Regions from separate parts of the Homo sapiens genome. Here region 2 is linked to region 1. A link is a contact called in ENCODE Hi-C or POLR2A ChIA-PET data. All regions are on one chromosome and are shown on one strand. Each heading gives the region's core, a stretch centred on a gene start or an enhancer-like site at or near the end of the contact. The rest is flanking DNA. Distances are from core to core; before and after follow the strand shown.

What was found. Hi-C counts contacts between places; a loop is a spot of excess contacts on that map. ChIA-PET counts read pairs that join two places held with the same protein, here RNA polymerase II (POLR2A).
Region 2: a map with no recorded cell type shows a loop between it and region 1 (1.8-fold over the local background). The contact joins two enhancer-like sites. A Hi-C loop is called at or near these places in 1 of 37 single-sample maps with no recorded cell type. POLR2A ChIA-PET finds 5 or more read pairs at or near these places in 4 of 52 experiments (HepG2, PC-9, WTC11 and 1 more).

Annotation. Positions count from the first base shown.
Region 1 is chr9:94,971,527-94,975,224 of GRCh38, forward strand. All of the region lies in intron 10 of AOPEP (aminopeptidase O (putative)), which reads left to right. Among named protein-coding and RNA genes, the nearest start is that of AOPEP-AS1, 28 kb to the left of the region's middle. Within about 2 kb of position 2,150, at least 8 of the 41 ENCODE cell types and tissues checked have a DNase peak (open chromatin) inside an H3K27ac peak, as active enhancers do.
Region 2 is chr9:95,029,880-95,033,533 of GRCh38, forward strand. All of the region lies in intron 13 of AOPEP (aminopeptidase O (putative)), which reads left to right. Among named protein-coding and RNA genes, the nearest start is that of MIR6081, 34 kb to the right of the region's middle. RefSeq lists an enhancer at 2,376-2,875. Within about 2 kb of position 2,377, at least 9 of the 41 ENCODE cell types and tissues checked have a DNase peak (open chromatin) inside an H3K27ac peak, as active enhancers do.

The DNA.
Region 1 (3,698 bases), core at 900-3,399:
CCCCGGAGCCTCTAATCTTTGGCCTCTGTTGCAAACTGATCCTTGGGCACATCTGTTAGGCACGTGAACTGTTCTGATGAGGCAAGGTTTTTCAGATTAGACCAGTCTGTCAGTGTTCAGGGGCCGGCACTCTCTAGGCCTTACTGCCTTTGCATTGTTCTCTTGCTTTGATTTACTCAACATTCTCTATTGAGCATCTCCCATACCAGGCTTTGGGCTGGACACTGGGGAACCTAGAGGAATAAATCCCATGAGTAGCCCTAGGAGGCTCCTAGCCGACTACTGAAGACAAAACAGAAACAAGTCATTATGACTCCATGTAGGAAGTGCTCTGCTGAGGTTCAGAGTCCTGGGGACACAGAGAGGGTCCATCAGTCCCAGCTCTGAGCCTTCAGGCACCTGTACCTCTAACGGGCTTAAGGAAGGCAGTGCCGTCAACAGATTGGAAAGACACCTGCCGAGGGCAGTGTGGCCGAGGGCAGTGTGGCAGAGAGATGGGGGCGGAGAGGACTGGAAGCCAGGAAAACAATTAGAAACCAATAGAGCGGTTCAGTCAAGAGACCTGGAGAGGTGGAGCTATGGCAGGGACGGTGACCGTGGTGGTGGGTTTGAGAGTAAATAACGGCCAAGGCATACTTTAGAGTTGCCACAGAAAAGACTTGGTTGACTGGTTGTGAAAGTTGAGTCCGACCTTTCTTTCTTAGCCACTAAGTCACACTCTGAAGTAGCAGTGGAAATGCAGGAGGGCAGGTGTTTGGGGAGTCTGAATGGGGCAGAGGGAGTGAAAGGGACGAGCGTTGGAAGGCAGAAAGATGCTGTCAGGTAAAACTAAAAGGGCTCAGAAGAAAACCCAGACAATCCTGAGCAGCAGTCTCTCCTGGTGAAAGAGCCCCGTGGAACGCCTTATGCCAGTGTCCTTGCTGCCTGGTGTTCCAGTGTTAGTAACAGCTGCCACTTCTTTCCTTGCCCATCAGTTACTGTGTTTGTGTGTGCATGTTCCTGTGTTTGTTTTAATCTAATACTGTTCCTCCCCCACGGAGCTACACAGTACTTGTTTTATAAGTGTGACCTCAGCAATCTTTATTATCTACCCAAGCACAAATGAATGTTTTGATCAAGAAAATAAATCAGCTGGGCACCGTGGCTCATGCCTGTAATCCCAGCACTTTGGGAGGCCAAGGTGGGCAGATCACTTTTAGCTTAGGAGTTGGAGACCAGCCTGGCCAACATGGTAAAATCCCATCTCTACCAAAAATACAAAAAATTAGCCTGCATGGTGGTACGTGTCTGTAGTCTCAGCTACTCGGGAGGCTGAGGTGGGAGGATGGCTTGAGTCCAGGCGTTTGAGGCTGCAATGAGCTGAGATTGCACCACTGCACGCCAGCCTGGGAGACAGAGTGAGACCCTGTCTCAAAAAAAAAAGGAAGAAAATAAGTAACTCTGCACAGCTTTGAGATCCACCCACATGTAGAGAGGGAATTTAAACATGTAAACTAAATGTAAACATCGACACAGATGTAAATTGAATTCCAGAAAAGGGCATTTTCCATTCCAGACCCTGAGCTCTGCAGTTTCTGCTGCCTTACCTCTATCTGGCTGCACTTCCCAATTCTTTAAGTCTGTCATTTAGTTCATGTGAAAATTGCTGGGGCTGTGTGCTTCCCTTCAGAGGCACTGACAGACTGTGATCTTTAGGATCTCAAGAGCTGAAGACAGGAGCCAAAAGTGATGAAGACATTTCTCTTGATCAAGCAACATGTTGATAGGCACAAGTAGCAGATCCATCCTATAATCCCCATTCTTGTCATCCCACCTTGGAAATCAACTGAGCGAGCAAATACAGGCATGGGCAACACCGTCTTCACACAAGCCTGTTGATTTATTTTAACTTCGTAAAGAGATGAACAATTGGTTACTTTCTGGCTTTACACACAGCTTGTTTTTCTAACCAGTATCATGCCAGGTGGTCAGCATATTCTCTCCCCTGCCGTGTTAACTAAGTGTGACCAAATTTATAGCTCCGAGGAACTGGAGACCATTGACACTCAGAGTCGCCCTATAGGATGTGGGGGTGCACCAGGGAACAGCCAGCCAGAGGGCAAAGCCACCTGCTGTTCCTCATACCCAGGAGGCCCAGGGCTAAGGCCTGGGTTTCAGTACTGAGGCGGAAAGTCCGCGCTCACTAGTACGGATACGCAGGACTCGCAGTCATGGGTCTGTGTACTTTTAGCTCTCTGTATAAAATCAATTTCCATAGTGATCAGACATGCAGAAGAGTAATTTCCTGTAAGTTCTAGGTCCTGGCTAAGTGGAAATGCTTCTGCTTGTCTGTTGCGATTATTTAAGCCACATGACCTCAGAGGGAAAAAATTCACCGTTGGCTTGGATTCTGAATATCTTGATTTGAAAAAGTCAGCTTTTAGTTTAACCACTGTATAAATCCAATCCCAGACCTAAAAATTCACCTGCAGTGTCATTTCAATAATTATGCTCCAAACAGCAGAACCTGCACACATGTCATCTTTCTTCCTGAGACCTACATCCTGTTTCTTCCCTGAGCTACCTGCATGCTATGTTCTTTCTGCAACATATTAGTCCATTTCTTTGCTGAAAATTAAACATTGTCCTATGGTGTCCCATGATTCCTTGGGAGATAAGGCCACTCATAGTACCTTAAAAATTTTTGTTAGCAGCTGGAATTAATGCTTTCATCTTTCTCTCATAATTTAACATCTTATTCCACATTAACAATCCCCAAATAGGGCATGATGCAGTGTGATGTCGACACTGATACTGGAAGTTTAGAAATCTGGATTTTTTTCCTTTGCTGACTTGGGTCAGAGTCCTCCTATGCTCCTGTGCTAAGAAGCCACACAACAGTGGACACTCACTTCACAGGGATATTATGAGAAATGAGTAATGGTTATAAGATGCTTCGAACCTTTCCAAAGAAAAGTGATCTGAAAACACACGTTCTCTTCATTCACGGAGAGGGCCTTTTGCCTCTGGATGCAGCTCACTGACGAGCTCTCCTGCTCCCACACTTTTGCCCCTCCCAAGGGTCTCCTGATCTCTTCAGAAATGTAACCGAAGGGTTGACAAACAGGGCAACCACGCAGGAGCCAGGCTGTCTTCAGCAGGAGCCAGGCTGTCTTCAGCAGGAGAGATTAGTGAGAGGGGGAAGTCGGCATGGTTTGGAGCAGGCACAGGCCCACCCCTTCTGCCAGCTTGTCAGTTCCATAGTAGAAACCCATGTGTCATGAAGCCTGAGTTTAGCACGGAAAGAAAAGCTGGGGTTTCATAGCCACGCACCAAAGGTTCAAATCCCAGCTCTTCAAGTACCATCTGTGTGGCCTTGGATACATTTCTCAATTTCTTGGAACCTGTATTTGTTTGTCTGTAAGATTAAGACAGTAATATTGGTCATTTGGCTGGGTGTGGTGGTTCATGCCTGTAATCCCAGCACTTTGGGAGGCTGGGATCATTTGAGGCCAGGAGTTTAAGACCAGTTTGGGCAATATAGTGAGACCCCGTCTCTATAAAAAATTTCAAAAATTAGTCGGGCGTGGTGGCACATGCCTGTAGTCCCGGTTACTCGGAAGGCTGAGATGGGAGGATCGTTTCATCCCTGGAGGAGGAGGAGGTTGTTGCAGTGAGCTGAGATTGAACCACTGCACTCCAGGCTGAGTGACAAAGTG
Region 2 (3,654 bases), core at 1,127-3,626, 59 kb after region 1:
CTCCTAAGTAGGGAGGCCCCCTGGGAGTCCAGTTCATGTTGCTCAAGTTGTTGAAATCTGGATTTGAGTGCTGAGTTGACCATTGCAGCCGTGGTATGATTCTGGTCTCTGCATAAAGTAACCAAGCTTTGTTTTCTGGTGTGATACCTTTCCTGTATTTTTATTACAGTTCAGCATATTTAGTTTCTTGTTTTAAACCAACTCAAGATAAGAAATTTAACTTTTTTTCCCCCTGAATATCAAAGTGATACTGTCTGTTACAGAAAATTCTGAAAATATGGGAAGGTATAAAGAAGAAATTTCAAAATTACCAGTAATCCAGTCACTCAACCAGCACTTTTAGTATTTTGATTGTCTTTTAAGAAGAATAATTATTGAAGAAGAATGGGAGCGTGTTATATATTTGTGACTTTGACTTTGTGACTTCAAAGGTGGTTTCATGCAGGCTACTTTTTAAAAAAATAATTGAATTCAGTTGTTTTGAAATTCTGCTTTTTTGGAAAGATCTGTTATGTACATTTCATAAAAAGCAACTTCATTGACCATGAGTACTGGAATTCAGCATTTAACTGCAGCTGTAGTCCTGGGGATATGTATACCTTAACTGATTCCATTTGATAACCATCTCCTGTGTCCTGGAGTAAATGGCTGTAAGTGCAGAGCAGCGTCTGAGCCTCATGAAGGGATCGTGTCGGACTGTGAGAGGAAGGTTTGTGCATTCGTCCTTTACCTTTGCCTTTCTGCATGTGGCCAGTGATGTAAAAACTGGCAGCAGCCATCCTTCTTCCTCTCTGTGTCTCTTCTTCCTCTCTGAACATGAATCAAACAGGCATCCATTTCAGAATCTCAGGGGACACTGCCAGCTCCCCATCATGACTTGTGTGTTTAGTTTGTAGGCGCAATATGGAAATTATGGAAGATGAGCTTCAAGGTTCAGCAGTTAACCGTGGGTCTATTTCTGCTCTACTTTATGGGTTACACTGAAATGGATACTCAACTTATTTCTAAGAAACATGCAGTTACACAGCTGTCTCCTGCTTTCTGGCTTTTATTAAAATGCAAATAGTCCTCACTTCAAAGTAGCATAATCAAATCCTGAAAGAAGTATAACTGATACTTTGCCTCCTCTCTAGTATTTCCACTATGTTGTCTGGCCTGGCTGGCTTTTCCGACCCTTCTCTGCTAGGCTTGATCCCAGGCTAGTGGAAAGTGTGGTGTTCACAGTGTGCAGTTTTACCCTGGGTGTGCAGTCACATGCACCCCCACATGACATGAGCTCTGGTGGTGTTAACAGCACAAAGTGTTAAATATAAATATGCGTGGCCAAAGAATGTCAATTATTTTGGCAGTTAATAGATTTCTCTGCATTTACCAGTATGTATTTAATGAAGTGAAGTCAGTGCGTCGGTCTGTCTTTGTTCTTCACATGTCTACTCTTTTAGTTTAAAAAGAATGTCATGAAAGTGAAGTAGTTTCTCTTCTCTCCTAAACATCCAATCACGGAGCGTGTTCTTGGTGGGCATTCTTCACGTGTACCCAGAATGCCAGAACACGACGTCATCTAGGTCTTCATTTTAGTGTGATTAGAAGCTAAGTCCCTCAGCATTTTTTAATAGAAACTGATACCCGATTTAAACATCACCATCTATCAAAGCACAAGAGCCCAGCTCTGCCAATGCCCCAGCAGTGGCCAACTGGTGGGGAGTGAGGACAGAACTGCACACTTTTGCAGATCAAAGGGGGCTGTTGGATTTTACTACTCTACACGTAACTGATGAATTGCTAAAGCTCACCTGTGCACCTTAAATCCTGTTCAAGCCCGATTCTCCGGGTAGGGGGGAATTAAAACATAAGCTCCCTAAGCTGCTGCTGGATCATGTCATTTCATGCTCCCTTTTGGAAATGTGTCCCAGTTCAAACAAGCGAACACTGTTTGCTCCTCTTGTCTTGTGACTTGTCCCAGATAACTGGAGGATTATCCTGTTTGTGGACCATGTGCCACAACTGAGGGGCTTTGATGTTGCAGAGCCCCCGCCTCTTCTTTTGATTACATGTGTTTCTGCTAAAGACAGCTTTTTTCAGTGCTTACAGGGGCATGAATAAGTGGCTCAGTGTCCTGTAGCTTTTTGTACTTTGTGGTTTCTCTCATCCTGTTACATTAACCATAACATGGAAAGGGGCATGATCAGAAGGTACATGTCCCAGGAAAGCAAACTAACTGGGGGGCCCTGAAACCCTCCAGCAGGACTCACAGTGAGCCTGCAAACACACTTTATCGTGTGTGTCTGAGAAAAACCCCACTGCACCTGGCCAGCGGAGGCCACCTGCTTCTGGCCCTTCCTTTTCAGGCCACCCCCACCTGGAGTGGTAGATAGGCCTCTTGGCTTGAGTGCTGTGGCCAGCCAGGTGTTCACAGGTGCAGGGGAGCTGTTCTGGGCCAGAAAGACTGGCAGACCTCGCATGGCCCATCAGGAAGCCTGTCCACCTCCCAGGGAAATGAAGCAGATACTGCAGCATTGGTTTTCAAGTGAGGCTTTCAGATATGTTATCTGTTAAGTAAACTCTGCCATTCAAAGGTATTACTGAAACAAAAGCCAGAGAGTGAAATGTGAAAACGTTCTCCTCTGTCCTATGGTGAGCCAGCGAAAGGTGGCGATGTGCACTACCAGAGGGTCCTTCACCTTGGGTGTACAGTGGGCTAGTTGGAGAATGTTTTCTTGAGGAGCTGATGTTCTCCCAGGCTACTCTGCTCTAGGCACAAAACCTCACTTTGGAATACTTCACCTGCAACAGAGCCTGTTTTGTAGCTAGTAAATACTAGGTGTTACTTAGGAATAAATAATTGGCACCCAAATCAGTAGGTAAATACATGACTAAGTGAGGGGAGGGTGGTTTGGAGTTGTTCCCACCTCTGTGCTTTTATTTTATGACAAAACAGCCTCATCAGTGATGTTACAGGACGTGCAGCCCTGAGAGCCCCAGAGCTCTTTTCTGACCAGGCTATGTGATGGGCATGTGCATGTATAGGTGTGTATAATGGGGATAAGGATTCTTCTGATACTGTGCCAAGTGCTAGAACACTAGAGTTCATTTTAGAATGGCTGTTTTTGGGATGGCCACGTATTGTTCAGGGAGATTGCAGTTGGAAAAAGTGCAGTTGGAAGCACACCTGACATGGTTGGGGGAAGGTGCCTACAGCTTCAGCCAGCGCAGCCAGCTAAGAATAGCTCCTGTGCTATGTGCTGTTAATCTCGGAGACGGTTCCTTACCACTAGTCCATGGAGTCTAGAGTTGGCCAAACAGATATAAGTCCGCTGTGTCCTCATTTCACCTCTTCTTTTGTTCTACGCCTTTTTCTCTTGTACTTTTGTTCCTCTTTCTAGTACTAACGTCTCCTCCACCTGTTTGTTCTGGTGCCGTGTGCTCAGCATGTCTCTCCATGCTCCTCTCTTACCCCCTAAAACCCCAAGTGGTGATTCCTTCCTTCCAGCAAAATGTACTCATTCAGTTTCCCTCTCCTCCCTCCCTGTTGTGTTTCTCTACCATTCTTTGATAGGTGATATGATGAGCCAGAATTGATAGGCTCATGTGTATGTGGTTCTGTCTCCATCAGTCGGTGTGATTCTTCATGTTTAGAAAGGTTCCATTTAGAAC